Regions from separate parts of the Mus musculus genome. Here regions 1 and 2 are each linked to region 3. The links are chromatin loops, found by intact Hi-C in ENCODE. Cell type or tissue: left cerebral cortex. All regions are shown on one strand. Each heading gives the region's core, and the rest is flanking DNA. Links, peaks and the distances in the headings are about the cores only.

Region 1 (10,430 bases), core at 1,082-9,081, 660 kb after region 3:
TGACACAGATTTCAAATAGACTGTCTTTTCCTTCCCTTCCTTCCCTCCTCTTGGCAACATCTACCTATTTGTATAAGGAGGGAGAGGGACAGAAAAGCCATGACAAGGTTGAACAGAAAAATATAGTTTGTGGTCGAATGGGAGTAGTGTTCAGTATTGAGAAAAGTTTTATGGAAAACAAAGATGAATAGTACCAAAACTCCTGATTAGCAGACACAGCATACTTGCAGGGCAAGTTTTCCAGACAAAGCCTGTACTTGAACTATAAAGTAAGGAAAATCTCAAGACATTTTCTTCTCTTCTTACTTCTGTGCTTGTTGCACTAAGTTGCAGAGGATCAACAACTTTGTATAACTTGACTTGTTACATGATCAAGAATGGTGAATTAACAACAATAACCATGCAAATCATAAAGGACTAAAAGACACACACACAAAACACAAGATGAGAAAGAGAGAGAGGGAGAAGAAGGGGGGAGGGGAGGGAGAGGGGAGGGGGAGGGGGAGGGACAGGGACAGGGACAGGGACAGGGACAGGGACAGGGACAGGGACAGGGACAGGGACAGGGACAGGGACAGGGATAGGGAGGGAGAAATATATAGAAGCCTCCATAAAGTTCTCAAGGAAAATAATTTGCACATGTGTTTTCATAAGTTGGTAAATTCCTACAGAATCTGTGTTTCCCAACAGGAAACATGTGCCTAGAGAAATAAATTAGGGAAGTGCTTTGCTGTAGGCTACCTTAGTTAAGGAATAACAAGAAGGATAAGAACAGATGATGGGAGCGAAAGAACAGACATAGATGCTGTTAGCAGAGTGTTTCTGGTTTCTATTATCACCTCTCTAATATAAATCTAACTCCACAGATCCTTAATGACTCTCTAGAGTCTACCACTCAGAGCAATAAACGTGCCCAGCACTAACAGGGCACTCAGGAGGCAGCTGCCTTCTATCTCCTTTGGGATATTTCAGACTTGTGGATCTTCTGGGATTTAAATATTTTAAAGCCAGAGTTTTGTGAACCATGAGACAGACAGAGAGAGGATAAGAGGGAGAGAGGATAAGAGGGAGAGGGGATAAGAGGGAGAGGGGAGGGGAGGGGAGGGGAGGGGAGGGGAGGGGAGGGGAGGGGAGGAGAGGAGAGGAGAGGAGAGGAGAGGAGAGGAGAGGAGAGGAGAGGAGAGGAGAGGAGAGGAGAGGAGAGGAGAGGAGAGGAGAGGAGAGGGATGTTGGCACTTAGAAATCTTGTTGTCTACACTGACAGAAGTTTACTTCATCATCTCTAGATCACTGTGCCTTTCTCTCCCAAATAAAAATGGCAGCTGTGAGCCTCATATATGTGCCAGATTTCTTCCTAGTTTGGATTCAAAACTTGTCTGCTTCTCTGAGGCTTGTGTGAGTCATCTGTCTCAGACTTGTTTGGTCATTAACCAAGGAATTATGGTTTCTCTCCTGGCCTCAGTTTCTTCTTTGCTTAGCCTGTGTGATATAGTTCTAAAGTTACCTGACAGTTCATGGTTCTAATCGAAGCCTCCAGAGAGAGGTGGGTGTCATAGGTGGGGGTGAAAGCATTTCTGTATCGCAGACAAGCTCTAAGACTCTGACAGAGGTGGAGGAGGGGGAGGTGATCCTGTAGGTCCCAGCCTCTCAAATCACATGCAACATTCTCTTTTATTTAATTATTATTTACTTTTGTTTGTTGGTTTGTTTGTCTTCATTGACTTCTTTCTTTCAAAGCAAACTTGGTCCATGATAAGCTTTGGTACTCAACACACAAATTGTTCTTTGGTATTCCTTTCTAAGTTACCGCAGGACGGTAAATGTCTGCCTTTTCTCTCAAAAGCTGTATCTTAGTGGTGTTTGGAGGGTTCCTCACAAAGCCTATGCTAAATATTCAGGTCCTTTACAATCTGAGTGCCACTTCTCTGAAAACCAAGGGAGTCTGAAGTTACAAGGGGTGGGGTGAATGGGTCCTCCTTGTTTCAGTCACAGTTTCATCACTGAAGCCCCCAGGGATGCAAAGACCACATTTAGACAAGGGAGTGCAGGAAGCGCTCTACCACTTCCTCTGCCACCGCACAATTCCCTGTTATGAATTAGCCAGAAGCCATCCTTCACCTGCTTGAGTATCTTAGTTTTGTGTTAATACTTCTGTTGATCTGCAGTGTCGGGTTGGATAATGAAATTTAAATTGGGCCCCTTCGATTTCCAATAGCCAACATTTGTGCTGCTAACTCTGGGGTTTCCTGGTAACTTAAATGCATTCTAGAGTGTCAATCACTAGCATCCGCACCCCACACTGCAGCAGCTTTCATGGAGAGCTTTTTTTTTCTTTCCTTCTTCTCCATACTGAACACTTGCAAAGGCATTTGCGTAGAATGCAGACAACCTGCATCATTATAGCAGTCCAGCTTATCAGTGAGCACAGCTTGATGGAACAACTGCGTGGGCCACCCTGTCCCTCATTTTCTTGTTCCCAATAGCCGGGTCCTTGAAAAAACCACAGTGAGGGGGGAGGGGGAAAGAAAGAGAACCAGAACACTAAATTAATGAACAATTTCTGCCCTGATAAATAAGAAAATTAGGATCACTCACTGTATTTCAGCACAGCTACATCCCGAGGGAAATCCAGGTGGTTAAGAACAAGAAAGAATGCACGGTCTTGACACCAAAAGAAAACGAGAAAGAAAACACACAAAAAAGGAGGTTGGTGAAGAAAAAAAAATCCAACTGCAATTATCCTTCAATTTTAGTCAACACGGGCACTGATCCAAGGGTCCTCTGCTGATTTCTTTCCCAATCAATGCTTCCTTCTTCCACGGTCAACTTTTCTTCAGTGGGATTTCTTTGCAGATGTATTATTAATTTCCTCTCCTCTTGTGGGAAATTCCAAAAGAAAAAAAAATATATATATATCAGGTCTTTACTTTTCTAAAAAAAGCCCCAAACTTTTCATTCCAAAAATATCTCCTTGGCGTACTTTCTCTTTTACAGAGAAAAATGAGCACACTTTTTCTTTGTGGATCCTCAGTTCTTCATTTCCAAACATCCTTGGGGGAGGGGGACAGCTATTTTATGATTATTTATGTCAGAATACACCAAACCCCGCAGGTCTGACATCAGCTTATTTCATTTTTCCCCCCAATGCTCTCCGTGTGGCCATATACACATTTATGTTACGATCCAGGTCTCACAAGAAAAAGCTTCATTCTTTCTTCTCTCTGGCACCATCACCTTATCCTCTGCGTTCTGCTCCAAGAGAGAGCTGCGTCCCGTATCCTTCATTTTAGCAAGGCACCCAAAAGCCACCTCCTCCGGGGGTTAAAAAAAAGGAAAGAAAAAAAAAAAGAAAAAGAAAAGGAAAAAAAGAAAGAAAAGAAAAGAAAGAAAGAAAGAAGAACAAAAAAGTCTTGTCTTTACATCCTCGATTCCTTTCCCCAGCTTTCCCTTCGGAGAATTTAGGGATCAACTGCCCCCACCGGCTACCCTTCCGGCCGGCCCCTTCGTCAAAGATCTGATTAGATTTCTCATCACAACCCAGTGCGCAATTGGATTTTTGATTTCAGCCACCCAGCCACCTTCCCCCCTCGCCCCTCCAAACTCCCTGTTAGATCCCGTCGCCTTCCCTCCACCGCCTCTGCGATTTCATAATCTCACGTTAAATGGAGTGCGGGGGGCAGGGGCGGGGGAGGGGGCGGAGGTAGAGGAGGAAAATTTCAAGGCTCCGTCAGCTGTCAAGAACAAACCCGTTCCGCCCCCGGTCAGCTACTTTTTTTTTTTTTTTTTAAGGCTCTGGGTGGCTTTCACTGGGTCCCCTCCCCCACTCCCAGCACTGGGTACAGGTCCTCCAGGTATAGCTGAACTGGGCGATCAGGGCAGGGATCACCGGAGAGACGCTCGATGCGGTCCCTCGCCAGCGGCCCCTGCCAGCACTGGTGTCCCCTTCTCCATCATCCAGCAGTAGATCTCGAGTCCCCAAGGTTGTGGAAGTTCAGGCTAGGCTTTTATTTCAAGCAGGGAAAACAAAGTGAAGGGGCTGACGTGGTGTTAGGTAATTTTAAAAAGGAAAAAAAAATATTCAAAAAATATATTTAAAGAAAAAAGGGGGGGGGGTAACGAAACAGGAATGAAGAGGGTTAAAAAAAATTCTCTAATCACTGGCTCCTCTCATCCTTCTGGAATGAAACTGCAGCTTTGATCTCATTTCCAGCTGCGTTGGGGACGGTCTGGAGCCACAAGTTGATTCCTCTGTGCGCAGCCGTTCCCGACGCCCGCTGGTCCTCCTGGAGGAGATTCGTCCTCGGGCGCGCAGCTGCTCTGCGCCGGTCTCAGTGCCATAGTCCCGGCTCCCCTTCCATCCACTTCGCGGTGAACTCTCTCCCTCTCCTCTCTCTTCTCTCTTCCCAGATAAATGAAAGCGCTCACTGAGCGGTTGGCAGCGTCTGCCAGTCTAGACTTTCCACCAATGCCAGGTCCTGTTACTTAGGGTCCTGACTCCCCAAAGCGTTCCAGGACTGCAGTCCCTTCCCCTCCTCTGGCCCTCTTTCTTGCCCCTTTCCCTTTCCCTTTCTCCGCTAGAGATCAGTAAAATACAATTACCCAATTACCTCCCATCATCTTAGCAGTGATTGGTCAATTGCATTAACACTTGAAGTCAGGGAAAAAGGGATTGGAACCACTGAGGTGTAGCACTGCTGCCACCTGGAGGGGAGAGTCGGAAAAACGCCGTTTTAAAGCAGCCCCTCAGCGTCCGAGGCTTGTAATCAGAAAAAGCAATTCAGGCTGTGTGGGAGTTGTCAATTTTATTTTTATTTTTTATTTTTTTTAAAGCTTGCTGGTTTTCATCCCGAAAGCTGAGAGTTTTAAGGTACAAAAGAGAATATATTGAAATCAATTCACCACTTGATTTAAAAATTATCAACAAACACTAAGCTTTTCCTTTCAGATTGATGGTAGGAGCCTCTCTGGGAAGTCCAGCACGCTGGTCCCAAGGTAGGGATTAAGACTGCTCTCCTTTGGAGAATTGGTTTTTCAGGAGGAATCCAGGGTAGGTCAGGAGCTGCCAGGGAGGGAAAGCTTGGGGGAGCAGGGTAATCTCTCCAGGAGGAAACAAGTGTAAAGGCTAGATAGGAGCCTTCAGTCTAGGCAGTGTTGCAGTAAATTGGCCTGTTCAGTTTGTACAAGACATTCGGGACAGCTTGACAACTCAATTCCAGCATCCCTCGCTCCTGAATGTGGGCTTTTCCATCACCCCGTGTTAGAAGAGCACTTGGCAAATTTCACCTCTACTGCCTTTCCTAAGAAGCGGGGACCATAGAACAATGATAAAATAGTTACATATTTTGACATTTTTCTCTGGTATATAATTATCACAAAACTCTTTCCATTAGCTACAGTCAGTCATTTTTAAGTCTCCCAAGCATATTTGAGATATGAGGTCAAATGAAATTTAAAGTGATGATTATAAATATTAGCGACTGTGCCTGTTGAAAGTGAAGGTAAATAAATATTTTTGTTTCATTTCTCCTAGGGCCTTTTTTTATGGTGTATTTGGTCATCTGATTTGTGTGTGTGTGTGTGTGTGTGTGTGTGTGTGTGTGTGTGTGTGTGTGTGTTTGTGGTTTTGTTTTATAACATTCCAAATATCAGATACCACTCTTGGCTCAAACAGAGTGTGCAAATGTTTAAAAAAAATTATGGCTGGGAAATAAGATAAGAGCTTTTGTGTTACTACAGGGATATCAAAGGCCTATCCAAGTTCATGACAAATGTTCTTTTCCCTTTTATATTATATGCAAACCCCTATATATTTAGTTCTTTGGAGTTCAAAAATGTATATCTATACATTTCTTTGAAGGCGAAGGAGAAGCGGTAATATGGATTTCAGATGTCATCACCTGCAAGGGAAAATACCCTCGTCGCAGATTCAGCTTCATTTGCTTATGGTTTCTCAATAGGTTTGTGAGAGCATTGATGTAGTTGTTACACATGTACAATGTGAATTTGTGAAGGAGTTAATGCTTTTATATTTAAAAAGATGTTACATGGCCTGATTCACAAACACTAGTAAGCCACTGGTTATAACGTCAGTTTGTGTTGGTCAAGCATCATTTACTCACTGGGGAAACATTGGAAAATTCTTTCCCTAGATGCTCTGGATGGGTTCAGAGAAGTTGCCCCCCCCCCATTTTTAAAAGTAAATTGAAAGGTATTAGGAATTCTTTTTAGGGAAATAGACAGCATAGGGAAGATCAACAGTATGGTAATTCAAACCGAGGTATACCAGCTGTTACTAGACACCTTTATCACCCTTCAGAGTTAAGTATTCTCTTGAGTGACATAAAAGGAAGGAATGATGCTAAGTAGAGAATCAAGGAAGATGTCCTAGTTCTGCTTAGTGTCTCATTGCCTATCTACAGTACCAAAGTTGCCTATTTGCTCTACACGACACTGAACTGGTCATCTGATATTCATATTTGCATTCATAGTCAATTATTAATCACGCTTCTGTATGATGTTTTGCAGCCTCTTTTATGCATCACTTTATTTAATATTCAAACAGCTGAACGATTTTGAAGGCAGGCAAAGTGAAATGTCATGATATACTTGGTAAATGACAGCCAAATATTGAACCCAGATCCAGTCAATTTCACTTCTTCTAATTTCCCATGAATTCAAGTTTCCGGTCACACAGAGAGCAGCCTGTCATATAGAAAACAGTCATGAACACACTGGCTCTTATTATCAGTGTGGTTCCCCGGAGGAGAGTTTGTAGTTCTGTAGAGATGGCACTGTTTTATACTGCTGGGTGGTCTTCGTTAAAGTGAACCGAAATAAAGACTCAGCAAGGGAACGCTCCTAAAAGCACACATGCAAACTTAGTTGAGACACACAAGTGTTTATATATAAATCCATCAGGGATGTCAGTTATGCTTAATAGATACATGGGTTTAAGATCCTTCATAAGCTGTCTTTTAGAAGAAATAATTGCTTAGTAAATAAGGCCTTCCATCCTCATGCTTCCAGCGCATCAGCTGTTCTGTTCAAAGCCCTGTCTAGAAATGAAGGTCACTGCAGTGAGACAACTTGGGCAGAGGGAAGGTGATGTCCCCAAGGTGGTTTTTCTTCTATAGATACACAGAAGTCCACATTTTGATCTTCTGATGTTAAGATCAAATAAACTTGTCATATTATTTCTCTCTGGGTTGGTGACTCTGAGCTGGTATAATCTTTAGCAAACAGCAGGGGACAGCATCTTGTAATCAGAAACACAAACCAGTAAATAGCATGAATTCAGTAACTTTGTTTAAAAATAAAGAAAATAAAAAGACTGTGTATATCATGTTGCTCACTAGATTTAAGGAGTGATTTTCCACAACTATAGGCAATTTTGTCAGTGCACAGTATATATTTTTAGGTCTAAGTCATTATTTTATGGAACAAAACCTGAGAGTTCTCTCTTTTAGTCTCAAATATATTATAAACAGAGAATAATCATATCAAGCTTGCCTCTGTAATTCACACAAGCTGATATAAATTAAGCCTATTAAATTAACTTAAAATTTACTTTAATATTAAATGCTATATTGTTATGGTCATATGTGCTGTTAGGCAATATAACACAGACAGTGCCTCAGGACCAGAAGGCATCTCAACAAGCGTATATTCTTAGATTCTAGTAATACAGATGAGGATACTAAAGTGCAAGTATATATGAAGACAGCTGTTTATTTCCAATACATTCCTTTGATGATGGAAACTCCAAAATGCAGCATTTACCCCATCTAGATTTACTGCTTGTTCTCTCTTGGATTTTAATATTTGTCTCAGTTTTTTATCTTGCCTGTACAGTCCAGTGTACATTCCCATGTTACAGTCATTTGATGCATCCCAACAAAGAGGGGATTTAATAATCTCCTATTACTGCCTGTCATTATGGAAGACATCACTAATTCCCATTCACCCCATCTACCTGGCAATGTGAAAATATCTCCTTTAGCTGTCTTTCCTCATCTTTATGGACCTGACTGGGGTTGCTTGATAGGCTCCTGCTACTCTTGTTGTTTGTTTGTTTGTTTATTATACTTCTCTTTAGTATTAGTTTGGGAATGGAAAAGCAAATGAGAAAGAATGAAGAAGGGAATGATAAAGGGAAAAAATCAGACCACAGTGTCTGATACTTTGCTACTTAATATATCCTTATTGATTTGATAAATGAACTGCCCACTTGTTTGAATGAAAAAAATCAATAGATAGTTCTACTAATTTAATGATAATTCATGGAACTAGGGTGGTGCCTTAGTCAGCAAAGTGCATGCTGCAGAATTTCTAGTACCTGAATGTCATCTCCATGAAAAGCACTGTGTACTCATCTCTAATCCCAGAACTGGGAAGACAGAGATAAGAAATCTCTGGAGCTCTCTGAGTGGCCACTATGGTCAAGTTAGTGAACTAAGGTTCAGTGAGAATCAATGTCTAACAAAACAAGTGAGAAAGAGACCGATAAAGACACTTCTTGCATCTCTTTATGTATGCAGATATGTACATGTATGCTCATATGAATACACATCCAACACACACAAATGTTATAAGTTATTATATAATGTTACAAGAATATTGAAACAAGGTAGGTGGAAAGACCTGAAGGCAAGAAGGGACCATTAGCATCCTTTAAGAGAGATACGTTCATTTAAAAATATGGATTATTTTTTTAAAAGAAAATTTACTGTGAAGCCAACTGAATTTAATTTCTTCACCCTGATATTCAATGATTATTAGATATTGCATAATATTCTCCATAGAAAGTTACTCTTTACAAAAAAAAAGTATGTAAAGTAAGGACATTAGTGAAGAAGTTGTGTTCATGAGAGGAGTTCTCATCATTTAAAATATGTTGGGTACCATGACAAATGATTAGAGTGACTTGAAGTCATATAAAAAATAACTTTAAAAAAAATGTATGACAATTTGTCAGTTTGAAATTTATTTAGATTCAGTTACATTTTAGGAATTCTTTTGAAATGGTGACCTTAGACCTAACAAAGCACAAATTCCATTCTCTACAGTTGCTAACAGAAATAATCCTTGTGAGTAGATACTTGAGGCTTTTTTTTTTCCTGTTTTTAAAACCGTCTAATTTAAGAATCTCTGCACTGGGAAGAAAATCACCCATAAAGGTATCTTTAAAATTCCACCAGGAATTAGTCGATGGTGTGAATCCAGTTGTGTAATTTGATAAGACAGCTGCATTTTATCCAGCTAAATCAGCACTTGATTCTAAACAACTCCTTTGGAATGCGCTGTTTTCCAGCATTAGCCCCGCAGTGCAGATTTAGGAAACTATAGTTTTGTCTTCTGCGCCACTTCACCATTGTTCTCTCTGGAAACTAAGCACATAGACATCATACTTCAGTTCTTTCACACTGAAGATTCAGCAGCACACCTGTGATTCCAGGCTTGTACCGACTTAGAAGCACATGACTCAATGTTAGGAGAGCAGATTTTTTTTTAAGTGCCTAAGTTTCTATTGTGCAACATATTTGCATGTATTTGAGTATTTATATGCACATGTTTGTAAGAATGTGCATGCTTGCAGATGTGTATGCAAATATGAGAGCTTATGAAGGTTTCAGGCATCCTCAAAAGCTGTGTATTTGTGTGCTTGTGTTTGTGTGTGTGTGTGTGTGTGTGTGTGTGTGTGTGTGTGTGTTTGTGTGTTTGGATACACGTAATCAGAGGTTAGAGGATGATTTCTTTGCTCAGTTCTTAAGCTCTCTACATTATACCCTTAAGACAGTCTCTCAATGAACATGGAAATTTAGTCTGCAGCCAGGAGGCCCAGAGATGCTCTTTTCTCTGCCTTCACAGCCCCCAAATCACAATTGTGCCTTATCGATCACATTTTTTTATGAGTGTCCTTGAGGACCAAACTCATGATTAAACAGCAAACAGATACTTTTTCAAACTGAGGTCTCTAACACCCCAAATGGGCAAAGCATTGTTAAAAGGAAAATTGTCCTTAATGTGGTTTATTCAATTATAATAACAAAGAAATTGAAAATACTTATCACATGAAAACAATAATACTCCTGATACATAAGCCTGGTGAATATAAGAAAATATGATTTACCAAAACAAGAATAGAGTTTATATAAGACTCTCTTGACTGATTTTATACAATTTCTCAGCCCATGAAATACTAGTTTTAGACGATTAATTGAAAATTAGGTAAATACTGTGGCAACAGGTAAGCACCAAGAAGAATGCTTCAAGGTTTCAGTCTCATTGCACAAAGGAAAATCTTGGTGAACACCAATATTTGTGTGCTTGATACTTTACTTTAATATTCAAATCACAATTTTCCAGAATGAATTTTTAGTGATTTTTTTTTAGAGATTTTTAAATAGAAATTCAAGTTTTCATTGGAATAA
Region 2 (10,430 bases), core at 1,136-9,135, 160 kb before region 3:
CAAATATGTAGCCATAGTTGAAAGAGTCAAAACTTTTACTATAAAAATGACTTTGACATTTGATAGTTTGGCAATATAAGGTATTCTTCAGCTTGAGTAGGTTATTATAAGTGTCTGGGGAAGAGAAAGGTCTGGCAATGTCCCTCAAGTTTTCAGCATACAACACTCCTATGTCACAAGCTTGTGAAATAATAATAAAAACAAACAAGTGAAGTACGCTCATGGCATTTTTTTAATGAAATGTATGGTTTTAACTTTAGATGTAGAAATTAGGGTCATAAAATTCCTGTCATTTAAACAGACTGCAAGCTCTCAATAGGTATATTTTAAAGTAGTGAAATACATTTGTAATAGGTCATGCTATACATGTAAAATGTCATGCCTGTTTAACATGTTCTACCACTTATCTTTGAGAATTTTGTCATTATCTAGTAACTTAGCAATAAAAAGGAACAACAGCGAAGTGGACACTGTTCCTAATGTTCTAATCTTCCATCCTTTTTTTCACAACTGATTAACAGAATAGTAAAAGGTTAATTTTGTAATTACATGCTTCTCTGAGATAAATTATGCATGGTGCCACACTCATTGACACAGTATAATGGGCACTTTATGGAAAAGAAGTGTATTTTTAGGAAACAAGTAGGCAGAAATCAAATGGTGAAAAGACATATTTCTACCAAAAAAAAAAAGTGTTTTTGAACAGCTTTTGCCTTTGAAGCAATACGTAGTGTTCATAAGTCACTCACTCCAACCAGAAAAGTCAAGATTAAGTTTGAATCATATGTAGCTCTAAAACTTGTCTTCTTCACTTATGGGACATAATTTTATATATTTAATGATTGATTTATTCATTAATATATAGAAATGATTATAGTGATTCTATAATTAAATTCTAAAATGTGGTAATGTATGTATAGGAATGAAAACATTGTCTGTTACATATGGGGCTCGATATATTTTAGGTGTGATATGAAGTCACAAGAAAAGGTAAAATTATGAGAATGATATATATGTGTTAAGGAAATTCTTAATTAGAAGTATCGATATAATAGATGCTTCTGAGACCATATATATCTTTGCTTTATTGTATGTGAGGAAAGAATTAAGTTTTAGAGCCAAAAATAATTTAAAAAATCATATATTTCATATACATTTCTTAATTCATAGCATTCAAGCTCAAGTATGAGCATGTTTATGATTAAACTTTTGCACACCTTGGGACAGCTACCCCATGCTTAAGGCTTGAATGCAATCCATTGTTTACTTATTTCCTTTTGTGATTTTGCCCAATTACTTATAATTGAGTAGGGTCACTTAAAATGTGATCTATCTTCTTGTCATATTTTCTTTTCACATGGAAAATATAAGACAACTAAATTTCTGGGTGGCTATAAGAAACCAGGACACAGACACTTCCAAGACCCTTAATCTTTTCTTCATCCTTTCTGCTGAAGAATTTGGTATTCACAGTAATGGGCTGCTTAGGGAACTTTCCCTTCCCAAAAACTTTGTAGTAAACTTATCGCACAACATCAATGGTAAGAGCAGCTCCAGTCTTGTTTTTTTATAGCATTGATCCATGTCTGCTCACTAACCAAATGTCCATAATTTATCCAGGTTGACAGTTGGGCAGAAGCTCTGGTTCCTCTTCAAGTTGTAATGCCTCATACCAACTTTCCCAAAGTAACCTGGATGTCATTTGTTGAAGTTGATCCTGTGGAGATAGATGCTGCCAACCTTCCCTTAGTGTCACGGGTGCTTGGTGTGCTTGCCAATGAGGCTGTGGGGCGGCTTGTGTAGCCTTGAAGTTTTTAGGTCTTCTTCAGTCTGTACAGTATGAGAGTGGCAGAAAGTAAGAGCCTTCTCATCATATTTTACATATAGAGTTATATTTGTAAAATAAGTACTATACTCTACAGCACATTTTGAGAAGTTATTTATGCCTTAAAAGTTAATAATCATCAAGCAGCAATTTCCTACTTGTTCCTCCTAGCTTTTGACAACCATTTCTAGTTTCTATGAGTTTGTTTATTTCAAGTACTTCTAAATGGAAAAGCTTCTTGACATTGTTTTTGGCAATGATTTCTCATACTTGACACCAAAAGCATGGGCAATGATACCAAATATAGAAAAGCAGAACTACATCCAACTCAAAAGCTTCTTCACAATGAAGTAAAAAAAATCAATAAAATAAAAGGGCAACCTTCAGTATAAGAGAAAATATTTACAAAACATCTATCTGATTAGAGGTTATTATATACATTATATATATTATGCATATATAGCTAAGTGTATATATACATGGATATATAGCTATGCATACATATGACTACATGATATAAATATATGTTTACACACATATATATAGCTATTATATATTTGTACATATATATGTAAATATCTATATACACACATATTTACACACACATACACATATATACACACAGCACACACACAGGTCCTCTGTATAAATATTACATCATTCAGTTTAGTATTATCACAGGATTCTTTAGTGTTCCAATGATTTTATATATGTATGTGTATTTGTATGTGTATATATATATATATATATATATATATATATATATATATATATATGTTTAAAATTCAGTAGTAAAGAAGAAACACATCTTTTTTTAAATTTATTACGTATTTTCCTCAATTACATTTCCAATGCTATCCCAAAAGTCCCCCATACCCTCCCCCAACTTCCCTACCCACCCATTCCCATTTTTTTGGCCCTGGCGTTCCCCTGTACTGGGGCATATAAAGTTTTTGTGTTCAAAGGGCCCCTCTTTCCAGTGATGGCCAACTAGGCCATCTTTTGATACATATGTAGCTAGAGTCAAGAACTCCCGGGTACTGGCTAGTTCATAATGTTGTTGCACCTACAGGGTTGCAGATCTCTTTAGCTCCTTGGATACTTTCTCTAGCTCCTCCATTGGGGGCCTGTGATCCATCCAATAGCTGACTGTGAGCATCCACTTATGTGTTTGCTAGGCCCCGGCCTATTCTCACAAAAGACAGCTATATCTGGGTCCTTTCAGCAAAATCTTGCTAGTGTATGCAATGGTGTCAGCGTTTGGAAGCTGATTATGGGGTGGATCCCTAGATATGGCAGTCTCTATATGGTCCATCCTTTTGTCACAGCTCCAAACTTTGTCTCTGTTACTCCTTCCATGGGTGTTTTGTTCCCAATTCTAAGAAGGGGTACCGTGTCCACACTTTGGTCTTCATTCTTCTAGAGTTTCCTGCCTTTGTCAAATTGTATCTTATATCTTGGGTATCCTAAGTTTTGGGCTAATATCCACTTATCAGTGAGCACATATTGTGTGAGTTCCTTTGTGATTGGGTTACCTCACTCAGGATGATGCCCTCCAGGTCCAATATTTGCCTAGGAATTTCATAAATTCATTCTTTTTAATAGCTGAGTAGTACTCTATTGTGTAAATGTACCACATTGTTTTGTATCCATTCCTCTGTTGAGGGGCATCTGGGTTCTTTCCAGCTTCTGGCTATTATAAATAAGGCTGCTATGAACATAGTGGAGCATGTGTCCTTCTTACCGGTTGGGACATCTTCTGGATATATGCCCAGAAAAGGTATTGCTGGATCCTCCGGTAGTACCATGTCCAATTTTTTAAGGAACCGCCAGACTGATTTCCAGAGTGGTTGTACAAGCTTGCAATACCACCAACAATGGTGGAGTGTTCCTCTTTCTCCACATCCTCGCCAGCATCTGCTATCACCTGAATTTTTGATCTTAGCAATTCTGACTGGTGTGAGGTGGAATCTCAGGGTTGTTTTGATTTGCATACCCACAACACCCGCCACGGGATCTTAAGACTTCTAGTGAGTGGAACACAGCATCTGCTCCAATCCAATTGCACAGGACCTGAGACTGCATTAAGAAACCCATCCTTTTATTGTGGTCAAAAATATAAGTAGACATTTATCAAAAGAAGAAAAGTAAAATTGACCAAAAATACCAAAATCTCTGCTCTAGTCCTCAGTTATAGGAAATAAAAAAAAATCAATGTATCAATAAGTCACATCCCACCTAGTAAGTTGAACACTAACATACATATGTACACACATACATGTACATGCACACACACAAATGCACACATACACATGCACACCCATTCACACAGAAGCACACCCACAATTAGATAGATAGATAGATAGATAGATAGATAGATAGATAGATAGATAGAGATTGAGATATGTATGTATGTATATTTATAATTAATGTAAATATGCAGAATCAAGAAACTTCCTCCTGATAGGACCATAGAGACAAGAAAGGATTCTAGACTTTTTTGTGAAGCCTTTCAAGTTAAAAGTAGAAATGCCTCACTGTGGGTTATTTTTTTCTAGTCCTATCCATTTGCCTGAAAATTTTATATTGTCATTTTTTTCACATCTGAGTAAAAGTCCATCTATAAATGTATCACATTGTCTTTATCCTTTTGTTCCTCTGCTGAATATCTACATTGTTTCCAGTGTCTACTATAATGAATGGAGCAGAAATGAATATGGTTGAGGAAGTGATACTCTGGTAGTACCACTTCCAGCGTCTTTTGGTATATGCCCAAGAGTGGTATAGCTTGATCTTGAAAGAGTTTGACTCAAATCTTCCTGAAAAGTCATCTTCACCCAGTCTCAGCAAGATAAAGTATGCATTTACTTATATGTGAATATCATCCATAAAGTCAGTGACAATCAAGCTATAATCCAGAGAATAGCAGAAGTTTGGAGTACAGTAACAGACTAGAGAGAACAGATATATCTTGTTAGGAAAGGAAAATAGGATAATTATGGATGGTTGAGAGGGAATAGCATGAGAGGGTAAATTTGGGAGGGGAATTGAGAGGATATGTGGGTGGGAATACAAGGTAAGATATTAAATTAGGGAGCATTTGAAGGGAATTTGAACACCTAATATAGTAGAAACTTTATATATATATATACACACACACACACACACACACACACACACACACACACACACACACACCTGTACGAATATTATCTAAATGAAATCTCCAAATAATGAGACAGTCTCAACGGAATATATGTTTTATCATCAAATGAACATTTTATCACAGAGATTATATTATATAAAAATTAGTTGATGACCTAAGTGTTCCATTGGGAATCTCCAAAGACCCAGGCTATTGCCAAGACTGTAGATTCTTCTTAATCAACTGGCAACAAGTTCTAATTGATTAACACAACATTCACAACTCATTTAACATAGAGAATTCAAATTGGTGCAGTACAGTTTCTTATCTCTAAATCACATTATATTTCTAATGTAACATATTATGATGAAAATTAATGCAAATTATGGATTATCATATCACAATTGGGAATCAAGTGGATATAAGTAATGCCATATATGTGCAACCATGATACATGTCTACCCAAAGTAAATATAATTTAATATTTCATAAAACCAATTAAAATATTATTATCAGCTTTCACAATTTTACATCAGAATCTAAGATCCAAGAAGAAAATTATGATTATGTATGTTCACATAATTTAGAAGGATAGAAGGACATACTCTATTATTAGATTTTATACAATCTCAGTTATTTTGCTTTCAAAGTATTGATCTTGCTACTATCATTATCTGTTTAGTTATCATGGTATAATAATATATTCTGTCTGCCTTGACAGACGTTGAAATACAGATGGAGAGATAATATACAGATTCTCAAAAATGTTTAGGAAACATCTATGTACAATAAAAGCCTTCAGAATGACACATATAAGTGATGGTGAGAGTGTTCAAATTTGAACTAACCAAACCAAAACAACACATCACGGTATGGCAAAAACAGTGTGATGGGTTGTTATCAGTTGGTTCATTCCCTATAGAGGTGCGTCAGCCAAATCTGTAACAGAAAACTGGAATATGTATTCAAGACAGCCATCTGCAGATTGTACTGAGCAGCTCTCCTCTTACTGCTGTTGCCTTAGTTACTATTTTCACCCGCATGTTTTATTTTGAGACAGTCTCCATCTTCATATATTTTTGTTTGCACAAATTCACTCACAGGCAGTGCCCACTTTAGATGCAACATGTCCTTGCAAGCCAGGATCTTAAAGTAGATCTGTCAGGAAGAATTGGAATGCACAGGATTGGGCTGTAGATGTATTGCTGCTCATCTGTTCAACACTGGTTATAGTTACCTAAAAATGTATGTGGGAGCAAGATTTCTGCTGAAGGCTGTTAGTACTAGATTCAGATTCAAGAAAGCAAGTGAATAAAGGTGTTGAATTTGCATATGTTAATAAACTCAGATATACTTACTCTTGTAAAATTCTGGTGATTTTACATTTTACTTTGTTTAGGCCACTTAAAGTAGCTCATGTATTTTAGACACTTATCATCTAACTACAGTAGTATTTCATCTTCCTTTCCTAAAGTAAATATTAATATTTGATTAACAATAATATATAACAATTCTTGTGAATGAAACTTCTTTAACTCTTAAATCCAAAAATGTATGTTATATTTCAGCTAAAGTCTTAATAATTTCAATACAAATAAACATAAATATATAAGTCTGACAAGCTCTCCCTCATTGCTGAAAGCAAGTAAAAAAAGCACAGGATGTCAATAGAATTTTTTACATAAAACAAACATGATTGCGTCAGTTACAGAAAATAGCTACATGTTAAAGAATATAATAAGTTTGAGTTGAGCAATGTCAAAAAAATCTAGTCAAAAATTATTTGTTAAATATTAGAATAATCATTTTCAGAACTAGATCAGGAGAAAAATGATTGACTATAATTTATAGGTACCTAAACCAAAGGCTGTACAAGATAAAGACTTGAAAGATGCAGTAAATATAGGGGAATTTTTCATAGTAACATTTGAAGTTTCAAAGAACCATGTTATGAAAAAGAAAGACACTGTAATGATTTAAAGAAATAGTTAAGGTTCTGGGAGGTTGGATATTTTTGCCATATAAATCCTGGGGCATGTTTTGCTCATTGTTGACTTAGGAGCACCTCAAAGCTTCAGTATTACATGCCATGTTTGCTGTGGCTGGCTGACTACAGAGTAGAATATCCTCCAATAGTATATGGCCATAAAGTGTTCCTTGGATACTGTAGTATTGGTCGCAGGGTATGGTTTACCTGGTAGAGAGATTTCCTAGCATGTATGAAGCCCAAGGTCCAAACCCAGGAACACAGGAATTCAACGTGGAGGTTAATGCTTGTATTGCCAGAAATTGTGAAGTGACATGGGAGCTTGTGACATTCAAGATCATCTTTGGCTACTTAAATTAGGATAACCTGGAGAAGTAAGCCCCTGACTCAAAATAAAAATGCAAATGCAGTTTCAAACACTATTTTGACAATGAGGTGGAAATAGAAATCCAAATGTTTTCTCTAGTAAACATAGTGTTTTAAGGCTTAGCCAGTACAATACACAAGAAATAAGTACAACTGATATTGCTTGAAAGAGACATCAAATTATCATTGTTTGTAATATACATTATCATCTACATGGTATTTTCAAAATGAAGTAAAATCTTTGACAATGAGTAAGATTTAAAATGGAGTTTGAGTACACATTAGAAAACCAATAGATGCTTCAGGTTTTATATGCTAGGAACAAATACAAGAAAATTATTTTTGAAATAAAAATCTCACTGTACAGGTTTGGTTGGCCTTTAAAACCATGTACAGTAGCCTGGCCACAATGTCATCTAAACCTGCCTGCCTCTGCATCGTAAGGTGAGGAATAAAGGTATGCACAACTGAACATTGTGGAAAAGTCATTTTAAGAATAAAGAAAAGAATTACTAAAGATGTGACAATTTGAGAACAAATTAAATTTAGTTTCATACAAACCGCATTACATATGCAATGCTCTCTACTGTTTCCAGGTGCTTTTAAAAAATCTACTTATACAACATTATGTCGTCCTGATAATATAATTTATTTCAGCTAGTCAAATCTGCACAGTAATAATTTTCAACATTTCTAAGAGAAACCATTTGAGATCTTATGTGGCATGCTCTATGTAGTTTCCTGACCTAATAAACATCAAAGCCGACCTTTTCAATAGCAGTATGAAAACCTGGTGGGATCTATATATTCCTTTGCATTCAATAAACTACAGGGGCAAAAAAGAAACAATAACAAAACTAGAATGCATTTAAAAAATAATAGTCTCTTCAAGGTATGAACAGTTTTCTTTGAACCATAGCATATCCCTGTAAGAAACCGTCACGTACTAAAGGTGAAGGATCTTCATATTTTTCTCAGTCATTATACTTATTCTCATTACAGAAGTTACACTAACTGATGGGGGACTGTGGAAGGCAGCCTGTTTGGGTTGAGTGAGGCTTGCTCCGGAGACCCAAGTAGAAAACTCAACAAGGGACAGAACAGTGAGACACGTTCCCAGAGACAGGTGCCTGACACCACAGAACCCCCAACTCAATAATTCTGTGACTATCAGTCCTGCCGACAAAGCCCCAAGCTCCTGGCATTCTAGCTAGGCTGCACCCTCAGAGTTACCTGACAATGGCCAGGTATGCTCCTCTCCAGTTATCTGGCAGCAACAAGATAGCCCAACCCACTATAAAAGGAGCTGCTTGGTCCCTCCTCACTCTCTTTAGCTCTCACCTTTCTTATTCTCATCTCTAGCTCTCTTTTTACCCCTCCCTTCCTCCCTTCTCTCCACTAGGCCACGACTGGCCTCTCTCTTTCTCTCTGTCTTTCTACAATAAAACTCTAAAACCATAGACTGTTTCTTTTCATCCAGGCCTACCGTGATTGAATGATGGAATAGGTTTCCCCTAAGAGCCATGTCTAACCTCCAGCTGGAAGGCCTTCCTGAGCACCAGCCATGGACAGGACCAAGGACTCTGCCCTGTGGGAACCACCCAGTGCCCTCTCTCTCCCTGTCCTCTCCTCTTTTCACTCCAAGGATGACCTAGCTGGCTCCAGGGTCTCCACTTTGTTATCAGCTCTTCCATGGTTTCCAGCAGTTCCTGGGATGCCCAAGACTGAGAACCTGTTATCTTTAGCCTCCATGAGGCCCAGAGACCTCAGACTGCCCCTTGTCTACCCTCCACGGATTGGGGTTCGTGGCTTCCCAAATGCAGTAGTCCGCATCCACCCACCCACAGAACTGGAACTATGGCAGAACACGGGTTTTTTCCCATTCTCTTTATTCCTCCATGCCTGCTGCCCTAAAAACAGTGACTTTTTACATCCATTGAATGTCTTTTATATTTCAAATCAAATTCAACCAATTACAATCACCATAACAACCAGCATCTCTTAGCCAATGGTGAGAACTTCCTGGATCCAGGGTTGAGGGATTCTCACTTAGCACACTTCTCTTTTAAGTTTACAAAATGATGTCAAATTTCCTGAAAATATCTTTAGAAGTCTTTTGATCTCAATATTAACTTTGTAAGTATCCAGGGAGATTCTGGGATTCTCAGTAACTTGTCAAATAAGATGAATAAATTGTACATGACAAGAATAGAGAAAAAACAAAAGACTGTCTACTCTCCTTTATTAATCACAAAGGGCTGTATTCCACCAAGGAAGAAAAAGAATGTATCTCTATTACATTTATTTTAAGTAGATAATTTTATTTTAAAAAGCATTGTACTTATAATAGCTTCTGTATAATAAAACAGATGGAAGTAGAAAAAGTACATTAAAGTTTGATTAAAAATATTCAGCATTTTTAAGGTAGAAGAATGCCTTTCATTCCAGAGTAGCCATTTTTTCCTGGGTATTATTCAGGATTGGGCCCAACACCTCCTACAGAAACTAAAATCTATGTGTACTCAAATTTGTTATATAAAATGATAACTATTTCTCTATATGATTTATAAATACCCTCTCATACACTTTAAATCTTTTCTATTATTACTTAGAACATCTAACACAATGGAAACTATCTAAATAATTATTTTTGTCTATATTTCAGGGAATAATGACAAGGAAATATACCAATATGTGAATGCTAATTATTAAAGATTTTTTAAAGAAATCTGGTGTGTGTTTGTGTTTGTATGTATAATAAGAGAGACAGAGACACACACAAAGAAACAGAGAAAGAATCTTTTGTAAGTTGGATACTTTCTAAGAGCCTAGACAAACAGGAACTGACTCAGAATTTATTTGCATAAAATAAGAAGTGAAACGTGAATGGTGTTCCCTTATAGGAGTTAAGACACCTTCAATAAGTGACCAGTTCACCATTATTTGACTTTATTTATTAACACTAACACAGTTCATGCAACATGTGTATGTAGAAAAAAAAGACATGGCCATGGTCTGGGATTATTATTGATGCAACCCTAATAATTGTACCCGAAGAGTGGAGATGTGTGATGGATACTGGGAAACATAGTATTTAGCACAATTGT
Region 3 (10,430 bases), core at 1,682-9,681:
ACCCATGGAAGGAGTTACACAGACAAAGTTTGGAGCTGAGATGAAAGGATGGACCATGTAGAGACTGCCATATCCAGGGATCCACCCCATAATCAGCATCCAAATGATGACACCATTGCATACACTAGCAAGATTTTATCCAAAGGACCCAGATGTAGCTGTCTCTTGTGAGACTATGCCGGGGCCTAGCAAACACAGAAGTGGATGCTCACAGTCAGCTAATGGATGGATCACAGGGCTCCCAATGGAGGAGCTAGAGAAAGTACCCAAGGAGCTAAAGGGATCTGCAACCCTATAGGTGGAACAACATTAGGAACTAACCAGTACCCCGGAGCTCTTGACTCTAGCTGCATATGTATCAAAAGATGGCCTAGTCGGCCATCACTGGAAAGAGAGGCCCATTGGACTTGCAAACTTTATATGCCCCAGTACAGGGGAACGCCAGGGCCAAAAAGGTGGAGTGGGTGGGTAGGGGAGTGGGGGTGTGTGGGTATGGGGGACTTTTGGTATAGCATTGGAAATGTAAATGAGCTAAATACCTAATAAAAATGGAAAAAAAAACCTTGATATCACATGGCTTCGAATATCTCAGTAATTATTGGTAAATTCATACTACAAAAATATTCAATGATTTGGTAAAATTTTTGTAGTTCTTTTCACATAGAAGAGGGTAGATACATTTTAAAGTGTTTTAAATGACGACTTGACTGTAATCAGGGGTACCTAAATAGTAGCTAACCATATACTGGGTATATTTTTTGACAATTACTCCTGAAAAAATATTTTTTTTAAATTATGGATATTTGTCAACAATATGGGTAGCCACACCAAATTGGTAACAGTAGAGGAATCATGAATTTGTTCTTTCTGTTATGTAGTAATGGTAACTTTCTCATTGGCCCCCAGATATCAGAATTCCATGTCTTTCTCTTTCAGCTTTTAACTTAAAAAACAGTTGCTGGTTTACAAGGCCTCCAAACTTGGCCTGAGTTATGTCCTGGTCTTATGGACTTGAAAGGAGATTATTATGGTTTTTATTATGGTATTATGGTTTTCCTAGTTTTTCCATTTTGTAGACAGTCTATCTTAGGATTGCTTGTCTTCATCATCATCTACAGAGCTCTCCCTTGCTAAAGCATTCAGCTTGTTTTTGTATCCATCTATCTTCCAATTGCCTCCTATCCATTCTATCTCTCTGGATAAATCTGTCTTACGACAAACACAATATGACAATATTAAGGCAGTGTTACTGCAAAATTGGATCATAGGAGAAAATCTAGTTAGTACCTAAGCTTGGATGATGGGTCTTCTCTACAGAGTAGAAACATATTAAAGACACAAGAAACCAGTAAATATTATCAAAATGACAAAGAAAGGGATAACCAATGTACATGTTCCTTTATAGTAAGACAAATATTTACATTCTGTGACAGATTGTATTTACTACTGAAAGGCTATAAATATATTTCTTATTTTTTTTTTGTTCAATATGTTTTATTCACTTTGCAACCTGAGAGCAATGCCCTTCACCTTAAGTGTTTATTAAATAGTTTCAACTTTACATATTTTTCTTCCTCTCTCTTTCTGATGTACTATCTTTGTCTCTCTCTGATCTTCTGTCTGTCTCTTTATCTTTGTGTCTGTCTGTCTCTGTGAGTTCATTTGTTTGCGTTTGTGCTCCTGCATGTGCCTATTTGTGTGTGTTCCTGAATGTGTGCCAATGTCCCACAGATATCACAGGGATTTAAATGCCATGGAACTGAAATTACAGGTGGTTGTCAGCTATGGAACATGGGTGATTAGAACCTAACTTGAATTTTATGTCAGAGAAACAAGTACTTTCAACTTCTAAGGATTTTTCTAGGACCTTGAATGACTCTTTATATAAAAATATTACTCTGTAGTGAAGAGATTAGGTAAGATTAAGTAAGATACATAGATAGGTAGGTAAGTAGGTAGGTTGGTAATTCAGAGGTAGGTAATTGGACTGGTAAATAAATAGATAGATACATAGATATGTGACAGGATAGATTATTTATTGATATAACTATAATCCTATACATAGATTTACACAAGTAAGTAGACACAGATTATTATTATTTCCAAGGGCTTCAAGTGATCATTAGTTTTATGGCTTACTTTTTATTAAAATGCCTATCACATGTTATTCTCTTTTTTTACAACTCTGATGATTCTTATCATGTTTTATGTCAGCTTCCTAAGATCATTATGCACTTTCTTATATGGATACTTGAATTGATGATCACTAATGCAAGTTACAACCCACCCTATCCTATTCTCTTCCTATTGGAAAGTTCTTACAACAGCTGATTCAAAGAATTATGGTTATTTTACTTCTCTTAAAGCTTATTTCTCCAGATATGAAATAAATGCTCAAAAATGGTTTGCAGTTATTAGCTTTATAGACCTAGTTAACTACACAGTAAATAATTGGAGTTTCTTTTTTTCTGTTATATATTTTCTTTATTTATATTTCAAATGTTATCCTCTTTCCTGTTTTCCCCTCCGAAAACCCCCTCCCTCTGCTCACCAACCCACCCATTCCCACTTCCTGGCCCTGGCATTCCCCTATACTGGAGCATAGAACCTTCACAGGACAAATAGCCTCTCCTCCCATTGATGACTAATTAGGCCATCCTCTGCTACATATGCACCTAGATCCATGAGTCCCACCATGTATCTTCTTTGGTTGGTGATTTAGTCTCAGGGAGCGCTGGGATTAATGGTTAGCTCATATTGCTGTTCCTCCTATTGGGCTGCAAACTCCTTCAGCTCCTTGAGTCCTTTCTCGAGCTTCTTCAGTGTATATAGAAAATGTGATAGATTTACTTAATGGAGTACTATATAGCTATTAAAAACAATGAATTTTTGAAATTCTTAGACAAATGGATGGATCAGGATGGATCATACTGAGTGGGGTAACCCAATCACAAAAGAACACATGATATGCGCTCACTGAAAAGTGGATATTAGCCCAGAAGTTCAGAATACCAAACATACAATTCACAAACCACATGAAACACAAGAAGAAGGAAGACCAAAGTGTGGATACTTCAATCCTTCTTAGAAGGGGAAACAAAATACCCATGGAAGGAGTTACAGAGCCAAAGTGTGGAGCAGAGACTGAAGGAATGACCATCCAGAGACTGCTCCACCTGGGGATTCATCCCATATACAACCACCATAACCCAGGCACTATTGTGGATGCCAACAAGAGCTTTCTGACAGGTGCTTGATATAGCTGTCTCCTGAGAGGCTCTCTCAGTGCCTGTCAAATACAGAAGTAGATGCTCACGACCATCCATTGGATGGAGCACAGGGTCCCCAGTGAAGAAGATAATTGGAGTTTCTATATATTTTAGTGTCTTGATACCTGCTAGATTAGTATAATTTGAAATTTACACTGATTTACAAATCTTTTCTCCTTAAAAACAAAGCTACATTTTAAACTTAAATAAAAGTGTGATTTTTTTGTTCTGTTGGTTGTTTTGTTTTGTTTTGTTTATGTGTATACACATGTGTATATATGCATGTTATATGTCTTAAGTGTTTTGTGTGGTAGATGTTCTTGTTAGTGTTAGTATGAATATGTGTCCATATTAGTGTATGTGCAAGTATATGCACTTGAATATGGAGGCCAGAGGTTGATATCACATGACTTTTCTTGAATGCCTGCTACCCTTTAAATGTTGTTAATTTATACATTATCATATTTTGTCTATTTAGTGTACACTCTAAACGGGGAACAGATAACCACCTATGATAAGTCAAGTCTCTACTACCTTGTGGGTCCTGAAGACTAACCTGAGGTGGTCAGACTTAGTTTAAAATTCCTCTCTTCATTTAGTTTTTTGACACAACATCTCACACTGAACCCTAAGTTCATTAGTTTTGTTGGACTGACTGGTCAATTAGCTTATGTGATCTACTTGCCTCTCTCTTTTGCTCTGGGCAGTGAGTTTACAGATGTACAGATATATTCCATCCAAGGTGGCTTTTATGTGGGCTATCAAAAGAAAAAAAGATAGTACATTATGATTTCAAGAGCTTATTTACAATACCACAATTTTAAATGTCCACAGATAAAAAAAAGTCCTTAAATGCAAGTCAATATTTCTTTGCCATTAACACTAAGGAAAGATATTAGAGTATGAGAATATTTGATTTTGCCAATAGAATGTTATCTAATCAGTGTTATTCATTTTTTGATAGTAACAAGTTACTAATATGGTAAAAAATGTAATTGTTTATTTGATTTTTTATTGTTTAAATTTAAACCACTGCATAACTTAAATGTTTAAAATCTATACCACATAATTTAGAATTCTGTCTTTCCATGAAATAATACAAACTTACATTTACAATTTTGCTATTGCCTAATTTTGTGTTCTGTGTGATCTTGACAGAACATTAAAGAACAACATGAAAAACAGAGTAATCAAAAAGACCAAAACATTGATCATTACTGGTGTAAATGGAATAATGGTCTCAGGATATCTTTTCTGTATTGTAGAAAAGTTTAGAGCTAAAAGAAGTCCTTGTGGTATCATTCTGTTCCTAGGCAAATAAACAGCCTATACAGACACAACTTTGTAATGATTATATTCTCATCAAGCAAAAAAAAAAAAAAAAAAAAAAAAAAAAAAAAAAGCAGAAAATTCTCACTTTGTGCTTTAAAACACCAGGTTGTCATAGTGTATACTTTCTGCTGTTAGAAACAATAATTCACATGTTTTGAGTAAATGAATCTACTTATTTATCCATTAAAATTATACATATATTGATTTTGCATATTTTGGTATAGTAAAGATATTATAATATACTTCGAAACATTCTGAAGAATTCCTGAAGATGGAGAAGGAAAAATAATACATATTTTAATTGTTAATTAATGAGATGTACTTTTATTAGAAAATTAATCTGAGATAAGGAACAATGCAGACAGTTCTGTCATGTGCTACCTTCTCAGGTAGAGGCAGCTTTCAAAACACACTTTAGCAGCATCACAGTGATGCTGTTACCATGGAGACAGCAAGCCCTGGGAGAAGCCTTAAGAGGACTGCACAAGAAGAGACACTCAGAGCTCTGTTTTACATACACAGCTGTCATTTGTAACTACTTTATTCAGCATTACTGCTATTGCTGATCGTACAAGTGCAAAATGGTTAACAGTACTGACAACAGCTCTACACAAAAGGCCAGGCAGCTTCAGATGATGTTTTCTCTGTTTTCCATTTACTTAATCACCAGCTGTCAGAGAGCACAAGAAAATTTCCTTTGGGTAGTTGTGTTTTAGAAGATACTTGGAGTGCAAAGTGCATGTTGACTTAAATCTAACATGATATTGGAAGTTACAGCTTTAACTCCTTAACTTAATCAAATTAGTGGATAGTAAAATACAATTAATAACCTCCTTTTGTATTTGCTAGTGAAAATAAATCAAGGTGTGGGGAGAGACTCTGTCTAATAAATACTTCTGAATTTGTGATGACCTTTGTGTATAAACATGAATTCACTCAAGAAATACTAATTAACAATATTTTAAGCCAAGAAAATATCTGAGGTAGAAATTAGGGTGGAAAGAAAAATGGTCTCTTTTTATCTGTGAACATTTTTCTTTGGAAATATCAACTTGTACATTTGGCTACAACAGACTACAACACATTACAAGACACAGTACTGAAATATGTCTTTTCTCCTTTGGAGATTGTCATTGGAAAGCCAGTCTGTAAACATGGTTTAAGAAGCCTGTTACTCATATACAAATGCAATGCCAATTCTCATGGTCTTAGTGAGGAGTATCCAAATCTGTTGGTATGCTGCGGGTGAGTTTTGAATGTTATGCCTCTGAATGATTTGAACTGAATGAATGAAAATTCATCCTATTCAAGAATATACTCAGTGTCTTAACTCCAAAGCTGTGTTTGACCAACTCTCTTACTTTCTTGATGTTCCCTCAAAGTTAGCAGTATGAAATCTCTTTTATAGAGAAAGATGTGAATAAATGGAAGGAACAGACAAAGATTAGGTTTTGAAATGCACAACATCAATAAAATGGCACACTTTATTTTTATTTCTTGCCCTGAGAAAGAATAGGCAGCTTAAATTTAGGTATCCCAGGGCAACGGGTATGTGAATTAACTCAGTGCCACCTACTCAAGCTAATCTCTGCCATCAGAATCACGATGCCTTCTATGTAAAGATACTGCAATAAAAGAAGAGGGCTCTGAGGCATGCTTAGAATCTACTTTATAATTTAAGAACCTAGTTCCAAAATGTAAATTTAACTCCTACTTAAGTATCACAGCAGCTGCCATCTTCTTGGCACAGGGAGAATGTCTCTTCTTCACATTGTAATATTTCTTAACAAACCCAGAAACATATGTGCAAAGGAGAAACTATTTTGGTTACAAAATATCTTTGAATTTGTTTCAAAGGCACTCTTGTTTATTAAAATGCATGTTACTTGTTTTATAAGGATTTTGTACTACTTGGCAACTTGAGATCACATAAAAATTAGTTCTTTTCAAAGGTTTCTGTACCTATCTAATGTTCCACTTGAAAAAGTCTGTGATTCTGAGCTATTTTATGTAATTTTCATTTATCATGATTTAACTTCATATACATAGCCATACTTTGACATTCTAAAATGTTTTTATGTATCCTTTACACAGTAACCTATATATTTTTTTAAATTTTGATTTGTATGTATGTCATGTTTAAAAAATGTGATATGGCTTTTTTCTGATATACTTACTTAATAAATGTAATACAAGTGAGTAGATGTGGTTTATACATTTGCTCTCTTCAGATCATTTGGAATTTATTCTATGGCTAGTGTCAGCAAATATAAAATTCATATTAAAAGTATCTTAATAAGCATCCAATTATCTTAACATCATACATTTCATATTTAATTATTATGTATTTTATTAAAATTGCTAATATCCATTTTGATTGTGATTTTAATATTTCTAAAAATCGTTAAATGTTATTGTCTTTCCCATCTATCTAGTCAAATTAACAATCTCAGTGTTTCAGATTAAATGCTAACTCCTCATAAAATTTCCTCAATACCCACTTCAAACTGCTTTATTTCTCCATTATATTGTTTCAGTGTTTGTTCCTGTATTCTCTGTCCATTTTTATTCTGTGAAACAGAAAAATGCAGCATCCAACTCCTAGAGGGACCATCTATGCTTTTTGATAGAGGCAGCATTGAGTTAATGAGTGTGATAAATGAAGGCAGGGAAGAATTTATACAAAGAATGAACATTCTCCTTGGATTTATTCCTCTGTAGTTGATTTAGGTATGTTGGGATGCCTCTGTAGTTTGATGTAAAACTTCATGAACTATATGGATGAAAGTCTATTATTTTCCATAGCCTAACAGATATCTAATTTGTAATCACTCAATAGATATTTGCTTATTATTTTATTACTGTACCATTCATTTTTATTTAAAATACTCAAGGTCATAAGCCACTAAAGAAAGCAACCCAAACAAAAACATATAAAATTTCATTATACTAGCAGTTGAGACTATGGTAAAACAAATTGTATAGTTTATATTATTAAAATCAACACTTAAATTTAAAAATTGTTAATCTAAAAGCCTTCAAGTTGTCTATAGTTAAAACAATGAAAAAATATACATAAGCCTTAATCACATTATGTTCTGTACACATATATATGCACATTTTCAGTTGCCATAAAAGAATCAATAATAATTAAAAATCTTCCTCTTAATTTAGACAAAACCATCTCAGATAAGTTTATTGTGTTAGAGAATTTGTATTACTCAGACATTGCTTTTACGTTGCCTCCCCAGTATCTCAATTTCAAATAGATTTTTAAAGTGACTATTGCATTCAGTATTATGGACCTCAGTTGTAAAATATATTTCATGTGAAAGCTATACTAGCGTGGGGAGGAGAACAAATAATTACTTGGATAGAAAAATTGAAATCATACTAGTTATACACAAATAAAATTGATGGATTAGCATTTATATATAATCACTTTGGGTAATATTTAATAGACTTTTGGTAATATTTTTGAGTGAAATTTATTCATTCATACGTGAGATTAAGTGAACTCTCTCCATTAATGAGCCAAAAATGAATAATATTAATCTTTTGGAATTTTGTGGCCATTGGTCATCAAATAGAAGTGTATTTTAAATGTCAAGTTCTGAACTAGGAAAATGACTCAGTAGAGTAATTTATCATGTACTTAACCTGTACAACCCTTTGACTTCACTCAAAAACAGTTAAATTATATATATATATATATGTGTGTGTGTGTGTGTGTGTGTGTGTGTGTGTGTGTGTGTTCATCAGTGGAGAATTACTATATAAACTCATCACAAATTATATATTAAATTTACATTTCTATATATAGCAATACATGATCACATTAAATTTTGTAGTAAAATGAAGTCTTATTTCTATGTATTAATTGTTTATCCCTTTAATAGTGTTAGCTCTAGGTGTGATCTCAGGATATAACATATTAGAACACAAGAAAAGTGAATCTATTTTCAATGTTTTGTGATTTACTGCCAGATCTGAAGGATAGTTATCTGCATATGACACTAAAGATATTTAGGAGTTGGTTACTATTCTTGGTTTTATTTATTTATTTTGAACTGTTCTTGACAAAACAACTCAAAATGCACTATCTCATTTGAAAAGATAAGGATTGAAGTTGCACCAACACCTTTCCCCAAACATGTGAGCCTTAGAAAAAGAGAACCATAAGTTTACAATATAAGTTAAAGAGCAGTATTGTAACAGACATGCAGAGTTGGGAAGACTAATGTATAATAAAATGATGGTTTTCAAAAAAAGGAGCTTGGTGATTGATATTAGCCAAGGGTTGTTAGTCATAAATTCATATAGGTATATTTACAGGCTGTAACAACGAGTGTAATAATTTCTCTTCTGTTTTGTAGTTGGCTTATATTTTCCCTGATTGAACAATGAAAATATCTGTATAAACAATTAAAAATTTTAAAACAACCTAACCTTTTGGCATGAAATAATTTTTTAGGGCAATTTGAGGACAAATATTTTATGTTACATGATAGTGAAAGTATCTCTTTGGCCATTGTAAAGAGTGGATTCTCATGAAATATTTTGTGTTCAAACATAAAGAATAAACACGGACCATTTGTGGCATAAGCTATTCTGGCCCTACTTGATAACGAGTCATTCATATTGTAAAATCTTTCCATTTTATTACATTACATTTCATTCATTGCTGAAATTCATTACTTTTACTATTCTTTGGGTAGAGTGTCTGGACTTTGTGGGATTCTATGCTTTGTAATAAAAATGCAAGTGTGAATTGTAAAGTCCGTTAAAAGTATTATTTACAATAATAATATAGCATATATTGTAATAGAATTCAGTTCAAGACTCAGTAGTGGCCCAGGATATGGAAATTACAAAGTAAATAATACACAGATTATTAAAAAGACAGTTTGGTTTTTTTATTTGATAGCATGTAAATCTGTCATCGTGATATGTTTGTGCCAAATAGTATCAATAGTGTGCCAAGAACAAATGTCATTTGCAATGCCGTGAGATCTTCAACAACATTGTAAGAAATAAAACAGCAGAAATAAAAATTTCAGAGAACAATGGATATTTTAGTACATTTATAGCATGTGCATCTCCTTTCAAACCTCAAAGGATACAAACGAGCAATGTGTGCATATATATAGGGACCAAAACAGGAACAAATAGCAATGGGACAGAACTAAACTGGAGGCCTTTATGAGACTCGGGTCTTAGAACTTATGGAGGCATACTTATGTGTTGGACAACATTCTCTGGTTCTGGTTAATTGTAAGCATGCATTGAGGTCTCGGTTGGTTTGTTTTATCCTTACAATGACTTCTGTATTACTCAAAACTTAGATTCATACAAATAGGATCTATTTTTTCTTTTTTATGGGATGATATTCACAGTTTCTTAAAACCTTAGAGAAGGATCTATGCTTTGCTGTTGGGATGCTTTAGTCCTCTTTTATTCCCAATGTAATCTAAGAATCAAGTTAAAGATGAAATGAAAAATTGCCAGAGCATATTCAACACAGTAATTTGTGTCATTTTTGTTTTGCTTGTGTTCCTATTGTTAAAAATATTGTACATATTTTTGGATACTAAAATTCTCTTGTCCTCAAAATTGTACAGAAAGAATTGGACAAAACAAACTAACAAACAATGTATTTCTCATTTGTTTACTTGTAGAGATTTATTGTGGTCCATGTAGGAAATTGTAAAATTCCCTTCCTTTCCCTGCTATAATTCTGGTATTGTTCTGTTTCTTTTATAGTGTATGTTTTTTTTATTCAGAAAGAGCTGTTTTATACTTTCTATTAAGCTTTCCAAACCTGCCTTT

What was found. Hi-C counts contacts between places; a loop is a spot of excess contacts. Peaks named below come from ENCODE experiments on the same cell type or tissue, not always from the same donor. Only the 100,000 strongest peaks of a DNase experiment are listed, where the experiment ranks them.
Region 1: it touches region 3 in a loop (6-fold over the local background); 4 of 42 quality-filtered maps call a loop at or near these places.
Region 2: a loop joins it to region 3, with 9 times the contacts of the local background. A loop is called at or near these places in 2 of 42 quality-filtered maps.

Annotation. Positions count from the first base shown.
Region 1 is chr2:97,460,586-97,471,015 of GRCm38, reverse strand. It overlaps Lrrc4c (leucine rich repeat containing 4C), which reads right to left. Exons shown (of 9, transcript NM_001363047.1): 6 at 2,596-2,876. Among named protein-coding and RNA genes, the nearest start is that of Gm22313, 230 kb to the right of the region's middle. In left cerebral cortex, for the core only: CTCF peaks have their summits at 4,700 (motif pointing left) and 7,228; DNase peaks (open chromatin) are centred at 3,635, 3,777, 4,636, 5,070 and 3 more places; H3K4me3 peaks cover 3,886 bases; H3K27ac peaks cover 3,809 bases.
Region 2 is chr2:98,282,673-98,293,102 of GRCm38, reverse strand. No RefSeq gene overlaps it. Among named protein-coding and RNA genes, the nearest start is that of Gm33780, 420 kb to the left of the region's middle. In left cerebral cortex, for the core only: no CTCF peak of the experiment used is centred there; a DNase peak (open chromatin) is centred at 6,071.
Region 3 is chr2:98,119,452-98,129,881 of GRCm38, reverse strand. No RefSeq gene overlaps it. Among named protein-coding and RNA genes, the nearest start is that of Gm33780, 590 kb to the left of the region's middle. In left cerebral cortex, for the core only: no CTCF peak of the experiment used is centred there; DNase peaks (open chromatin) are centred at 5,082 and 6,235; H3K27ac peaks cover 1,179 bases.